Regions from separate parts of the Mus musculus genome. Here all the other regions are linked to region 2. Evidence: chromatin loops called from intact Hi-C (ENCODE). Cell type or tissue: heart. All regions are shown on one strand.

Evidence for each region. Hi-C counts contacts between places; a loop is a spot of excess contacts. Peaks named below come from ENCODE experiments on the same cell type or tissue, not always from the same donor. Only the 100,000 strongest peaks of a DNase experiment are listed, where the experiment ranks them.
Region 1: it touches region 2 in a loop (3-fold over the local background); 6 of 42 quality-filtered maps call a loop at or near these places.
Region 3: a loop joins it to region 2, with 3 times the contacts of the local background. A loop is called at or near these places in 10 of 42 quality-filtered maps.

What each region holds. Positions count from the first base shown.
Region 1 is chr10:67,997,348-67,999,847 of GRCm38, reverse strand. Rtkn2 (rhotekin 2) reads right to left here. Exons shown (of 12, transcript NM_001359319.1): 3 at 2,225-2,283. Among named protein-coding and RNA genes, the nearest start is that of Rtkn2, 19 kb to the right of the region's middle. In heart, CTCF peaks have their summits at 1,347 and 1,549 (motif pointing left); a DNase peak (open chromatin) is centred at 1,477; H3K4me3 peaks cover 465 bases; H3K27ac peaks cover 701 bases.
Region 2 is chr10:68,088,598-68,091,097 of GRCm38, reverse strand. No RefSeq gene overlaps it. Among named protein-coding and RNA genes, the nearest start is that of Gm51770, 61 kb to the left of the region's middle. In heart, CTCF peaks have their summits at 733, 1,071 and 1,272 (motif pointing right); a DNase peak (open chromatin) is centred at 767.
Region 3 is chr10:68,146,871-68,149,370 of GRCm38, reverse strand. The region is part of intron 4 of Arid5b (AT rich interactive domain 5B (MRF1-like)); the gene reads left to right. Among named protein-coding and RNA genes, the nearest start is that of Gm51770, 3.0 kb to the left of the region's middle. In heart, no CTCF peak of the experiment used is centred here; DNase peaks (open chromatin) are centred at 1,490 and 2,310; H3K27ac peaks cover 82 bases.

The DNA.
Region 1 (2,500 bases), 91 kb after region 2:
CCCATGTGCATGTCCGGTGGCTGTGGCCGACACCTCAGGGGGTCCCCAAAGAAAGTTGGCTCTAGAGACTTAAGCATCACCAGGGACCTGTGGGTGTGACTGACAGGCCCTGCATCAAAATGAGTAGTGTGGACATCAGGACTGGGATGCCACAACCTCCGGAAGCCTAGCATGTGCACAGGCACTTACACACATCCACACACATGCAAACACGCACGTACACATATGAAAAGAAAGAAAGATGGAAAAACCCACAAAAAACTGAAACCGCTGACCGTTTGTGGGTAACCAGTTTGGTCTAGTCACTGAACTGGGAGGCGAAAACACACACCAGCCACCCCGCATCACCTGGTGCGGGAAGGATGGGATGGACCTGTTATTTGTATAGTTAGGAAGCTCTGGTCAGTGAAAACCTCAAAATCCAGGTCTGTCCTGTTTACAGCGCGATCTTAGAAACATTCTGAAACTGGGCTGCAAAAATGTCCAGTCAGCTGAAATCATGCTAATGATGCTAATGACACGGGTGTCCCATCTCCCGGGGGTTCACGCCTTAATTAGGCTTCAAATTGTCTTGGGGAGAAAAAAAAAAAGCTAACCTTGGCTTCTGTCCAAAGGTATCTGAGATCACGAAAAGTCATCCTTGACCTTAAATATTTTTGTTCAAGACTCTTCTAAACGTGGTGGCAGTAAACAAGCGGTCTCCACAGGACAACAGACAATGTTAAGTCACCGAACTCACTGACCAGGTCACCTACCCCATTCGCCTACAGAGTGGAACCTTATTAGAAGCAAGGGAAGAGGGCAATATTTTAGTGGTGGTGGGAAATCTCTGAAGTTCTCCAGCATTTACCTATGCATGTTAGGATGTATTTAGGCACAGTAGAGAGGAGTCTGCAAACGTCCTCTGTTCCACAGCTAAAAGGCCCAGGCAAAGCAGTGGGCCTCATGTCAGCCACAAGTACAAGACGGAGACCAGGACACAGGACACGCTGAGGGCACGTCAGCCACAAGTGGAAGGCTGATCGTGAACGCAAATAACCACAAAACAGGCAAAAGGATTTTATGAAGTTCATATAATTTTCTGAGGTGCTCCCCCTGCCCCCCCCCCCGACACACACACACACACACACACACACACACACACACACACTGAGGGCAATTTCTCCAATTTTGCCAGTGAGGTCAAATAAAACTCAGTACCATGGCTGTGAGCGATGGAGAGAGAGAATAGTCCCTCAGCAGGCCAGGGGACACAATAGCAGGCGCTCTACCTTGCTCTGGCCAGTGGGATACACCAGCTATTACTGGGGGTTCAGCTCAGGCCACAAGGCTGTTTGCAGGGTGTCGCGATGAGATATCTGCAAGCCAGCCATGCTAATCGTGTGGCATCTCCATGCCACTTCTTCCGGGGATGTGGATGGGGTGGGGGGCTGCCGTTTTAGAGAAATGAGACAGCCTAAGCGCCATCTAGTGGCAGGGGGTTGGTACGGAAGGGGTGGGGGGCTACCATTTTGGAGAAACTGAGACCGACAACCTAAGCGCCATCTAGTGGCAAGGTGCCTGCTCGCTCTGCTGACAGGAAATGCCACTCCAGCAGAGGCAAAGATGGGAGGGAATGGAGGAAATGAAACAATTGCACAACCCAATCAGGTGTCTCAATCAAGGCCTCTGTTGACAAGAGAAAGTGGGGGAAAAATCTGCCTAAATCACGTGGCTTGTGTAATGGAAGACAGAGCCAGGAAAAGAATTGGGCAGAATGGAAAACTTGGTGGGGCTGGGGCAGTTTGCATTTTACCGGCTGCAAGTGGCCAGTCATCTACCTGATATTCACTGAGCAACCATGAGGAGCCCAGCCCAGTGACAGTGGCCAAACATGGGCCAAACCACCATGGAACATGCAGCTTGAACCGCCTTTCCAAACGGAAATGACAGAGAGAGAACCCTTGTGGGTTTGCAGCCCAGCTCTCCAACGCTCAACAGCAAGCAAGTGACTTGAACACACCTTCCACTCACTCGAGTGCCTGAAGAGAAGACAAACCCACACAATGTGTGTAGCATGTGACAGAGTTTCCCCAATCCATGAAGTTCCATGCAATTGTAGACCATAATGATTAAATAGTTAGACTAAACATTGGATTGCTGGAAATACAGAATGCACAAGGCCTGCAATAATAGTCAGTCTATAAACATATTCAGGGACCCGCAGTGACACACTGCAGCATACCTGACAGGGCGATCTTTCCTCTGCAGGATTCTCCTTCTTTATTTTCAGAACTCGAATCCCTGCCGAGAGAAAAACACATCATGTCTTTCGAAAACAGCTGAGCTTTAAAATAAAGAGGTAGCTATGAATACTAACGACCAATGTGAAGGATTTGTCTCCAAGGATGTTCAGTCGGCAGCTAGCTAGCTTTCAGGGAGATACAGAGACACCCTCTTTTGAGTGTACATAAACTAGTACACTTCCTAATAACGTGTTCTGGTTACATTCTGATGCCCA
Region 2 (2,500 bases):
CATAGCTGTGCTTCCCACCCTCTCCTCCCTGACTGCCATCCCTTTTCTAACGGGAAGGACCCTTAGCCCCATGGTCCTCTGACCATGACTTTGACCCACGTCTATCTCATCCTGTACTGTGGCTTGGTTGCATACAGCAGAAGGATATCTATCCCTCTGCACCACACTGAGCCTCTGTAGATGAGATTCAAGCACAACAGGAAACTTCATGATTTTTTTTTTTTTAAATCAGGTTTGCTTGGTAAATGTTGTCAGAACGGGACAATACCTTTGGTAAAGATTCACTTGGGGCACAAAAGCAATGAAAATACCTAATGATACATTCCAGGAAAACGGCCAAAGAGAACAAATGTTTTACAGCTGATAGCGATCAGGGTCTGAGTGGTTATTTACAGTAAGCCTAAGTGGAGAGGAAGAGCTGGAAATGACCAGTGGTCAGGAGTGGGGTAAGAGAAGAGAGAGCCATAAGGTTGATCTACAAAAATATAAATAAATAAATAAATAAATAAATAAATAAATAGATAGATAGATAGATAGATAGATAGATAGATAGATAGATAGATAGATAGATAGATAAATGAATTGCATTAATTTGTGCTACATGGATTCAGAATTCCTGAATTCAAGGACCTCTGGGCAAGTTACCAGAATTAACATTGTGAAGCATCTGTTGAAATAGCAGACTATTTTTAATCATGTTTTTCCAGGGCCACAGGCATCCAGCCAGCTGCCTCGTGTATAGGTCAGAACCACAGGCATTCAGCCAGCCACCTCGTGGTCACTCAGGTCTCTTCTCAGAATCCCCACTGCATTCATTGTTACTGACTCGCTGTGGGATCCAACTGTCCAGTATAACTTCCCGGGGGTGGGGTGGTAGAAATGTTTATGGAAGTCTTTTCCAATATCATGTCTCACGGCCAGTGTGGTGACTGAGCCCCTAAAATGTGCCCACTGTGACAAGGGAACTGAGTGCTGAATTCTGTCCGTTACATTTGAGGAGCCACATGTAGCGGGATATCAAACGGGACAATGAAGATCTAGAAAAGCCAGATGGCCAATCTGTCTTTGGCTACACTAACTGCAGATATTCCGTGTCTCCCCAACACAGTAAAGCAATGACACTGTGCCTCTCCTTCCCCATCCCCCCCAAAAAAGAAAGAAGAAATTAATTCATGAATGGTGATGCTCTATTTCATTGTGGATTTACACACTGCAGGAGTTAAATTCTCACTTAAGGAGTAAGTCAGTCACTGAACAAGCAACCACTAGGAGGTGCTCACGGGTATGGCCTCTGGCTCCAGCCCGACTTTTTTGGTTAAATCTAATGATGGGAAGAATAAACTCAGTTTTCAGAAAGTCTGTAACGTGCTAGATACAGCCACATTCAAGTCACCCTACTTCATTCTATGGCAGCTTATCATTCACTGTAGAGCCGAGAGAACCGCCAACATGAGATAGATTGCCCGGTAGCAAGGCCCTCGGGGTGGGGCACAGCATCTTGTATAGTTAAGTCTACTGACAACCATGTTTTGGTGTTTTTTTCAAGCCTGGGCCTGTCACTTCACTGATGCAGTGACGACTGGAGTAATTAATGATCTGACCATGCACACTACCCGCACTGCTTAAAACGTTGCTTTGGTTTGGTTTGGTTTTGGATTGGGGGAGGGGCAGAGGTCTCCATTCATCATTAGCCCTCATAGAAATCCACGACATAAGTACGATACTTATTTCCACAAAAATGAAAAGTAAACAAATGGTAAACATGACATGTATCTGTACTTGACAACTGTGAAAAAACAAGGCATTATTGAGATCTTGCTAACCTGTCAGGATGAGACATGCGGCCCTGTCGTGGTGGCTAAGCCTTCATCCGGTCATTTTGTCTAGACTCTTCTCCATCATCCCCCTCTTCAGCCCTAAAATTCCCCAAACTGAATCCTCCCAAAACCTCCAGGTCTCAGCCTTTTAAGGCAATTTGAGAATTAATGAGACAAAAAAGAGGAAAAACAATACAAGGAGAGGTTCTCAATAAATAGTGTTAGCAAAGAAAACAGAGCCAACGGATGGTTTAATTTATTAGAATCAAGCTTAGAGAACTGGGATTTTTAAAACATATTTTTTTTCCTAAGGTGGGGAAAAAAACTAACAAAATGTTCTGAAGCCCATAGAATTAAAGATTTGCTTGGCACGCAAATATTTCCTGTCCAAAAAGCACCAGGTTTGTATAGTTTTAGAACCGTTTCAAAGAACTGAAGACTAGGAATGGGTAAAGCGTTCTTTATGAGTTCTCTGTCATCTTATTGCCAAGATGCAGAAAGCTTAGTAAGATCCCGGCTACAAAGGCAGATGTTTTCACAGGTATATACATTCAGACAGATGCACTCATGTTTACATAAATAGATGAAATTATATACACAAATTATTTATTCAAACTATATTAAAATAATATTAAACCGTGCCCAAGAAAAGCTTATTCCAGACATATCAGGATAGTAGGAAC
Region 3 (2,500 bases), 58 kb before region 2:
AAGTGACAGGCACTGGTTTCAAAACTCAATACAGAGTTCTGCGAGTTCTATCACCGTACATCAAGCACCTACCATCTCTTTAAGAGTCTGCTGAGACAGACAATACGTGATGGGTACAAGAAACCCGAGAGAGTGTCTGTGGACAAAGGCACCCCCACACATCTGGAGAAGTGACCGAAGGATTGCAGGGTGGGTCAGGTCTACAACGACTACACCCTACTTTTTGACTGATTTCCAGAGATCTAAACTCAGGCCTCTGTGCTTATATGGCAAACCCCTTACAACCTGAACGATCTCCCCGGCTCTTGAAGCTGTGGAATGGAGGTGCTCTGTAAATTACCCAGAAGAACTCAGCAGTCACAGAGCTATCAATATTCTAGCTCCTCACCATGGTCTTCTGTTACCAGTTGGTCTGTCAAGCGTGGCTCCCCATACTTCATGTCTTACCAGGTCTCTCTCTGCATTTTAGAGCAAGGTTTACAAGAACCCTCAAACCTAGAACAAATTGTTCTATTGGTCCCAAAGAATGACAGCTCTCCCGTGGTTCTGGTTCGAGCCCCCGTGCCAAGTGTCAGTTCTCAATTAACTCTAGCCTCTGTGAGCTCCTAGAACACAGGCAGCCTAGATCTAGTTGTCTATACCTGGAGCTATGTGGCAAGGTGTGGCACCTAGAAGCTTTGTATTGTGTCCAGGCCCCGCCCCTACCCTCACTTCCCTGAGCCCAAAGCAATGCTTAAGAATGCCAAAAGAATGTTTTCAAATTGTTCCTTCTGTTGATCCCAAAGAATGAGAGCCTTCACATGGTTCTGGTTCAAGACCTGGGCCAGGAGTCAAATTCTAAATTTAATCGTGGCCTCTGTGAACGTTTCTTTGCTTTCCCTGCCACCATTTAAAGCTGTTCACTCTTCCCATCTGCAAGAGCAGCAGTCATGTCTGTCTTTCTGCCACACAAGCTTGTTATTCTACTGGGGGGCAGCGTGTCATATTTCCTATCATAATAGGAATTAAACAAAAGCCCTTTGAGCAAGAGCCCTGTGTGTAAACGCCTGTGCTCACAAATAGATGCGCATCAGAGGCCAGCAAATACCACCCCTCTATTTATTACTATTATTGCTGTTATTGTTATTATTATTATCTTTAAAAGAGAAGCAAGGCTCACTAGAGAATTCCTTTTGGAATTTTCTTTTTAGTGAGAGGACACAGAAGAAAGAGCATGTTCAGCTCGTACCACAGCACACACAGAAATAAGACAGCAGTCATGTTTGGCTAAAGAAGGCACAGCTGTTTAATTTTATAGTAGAGTTACTTTAAGGACTTTGTCAATTCAAAGACGAAAACCAAACAACTGTTGCTACAAAAACTGGAGTTGAGGCCAAGTCAAGATAAATCTGTTCCTAAAACCATCTTAGAATTACAGAACATTTGGGTTCATGCTGGGCGGGGAAGCAGCTCTATTTAAAAAGACTTGGAGGGCCGGTGCTTGGTGCTTTGGCTGGAAATCGGAGGACAGAGGCCTTGCTCTTTTGTGTCCCGGGCTCTGCAGTTTTGGATCCCTCAGCTCTTTTAGCCGCTCAGGGTTTGTTTTAATTCCAAGTTTGTTTGCTTTGGGGGGGGGGGGGGGACAGGCCCATACAGCAAGAAATTATCCAAAATCACAAAGCAGAGATTGGAAATACAATTTTAAAACCAAATTAAACACCAAATTGCATAATTGATTATTGAATTTGGAAGCTAGATTTTAGAAATCATCATTATTATTATTATTATTATTATTACTGTTAAACATGGAATGATGCAGCCTATTCCTTTCCTTGGTCTTATAAATTCCAACTTTCTCTATACTGCCTATTGTTAGAAACAAATGAACTGGCCCTTTTTGTATTTAGTGGTTTTTCTTCCATATTAGGGAGTTATTCAAGACATCTTTCCTCGGTTCCTGTAATTCCAAACCAGTTGGAGTATCAGCCTATTTTTGGTTATGAAGGAACTTTTAAAATGTGGGCATGATTTTTTTAACAGTTATAAAATTCGTTAAACTCAATTGACTACAAATTATAACAGCTATGGCCATAGATACAGTGACTCCGTTATGTTCCTGAAATACATTGTTCTAAACTTCCATATAAAGGCCCCACCAGCCTGACCTCACAGCACCTGACATCGTGAAGGAGGCCTACTAAATGTAAATTATGGTACATATAAAAACAGCCTAACGTTGTGGTTCACACTTGTGTCTCTCCCTCAGAGATCAGTGCCTTACCTGTATTTGAGTAAACTTTCTTGTTAGTTCCTGAGGTTTTTGTGGTCATCCCTGCGCATCACCCTGATATACCACAAGAGGGCAATAGAGAGTTTTCTAACAAAGCCAGAAATGGTTCTAATAACAAGCTATGTGTTTTAACTTGCTAAGGATTTTATTTCTTGGCCTTTCAATCGCCACACTTGAAGCCTCTGGGTATCCTGAACAGTAAATAATCCAAATAAATTTCTTCTGAGAGGA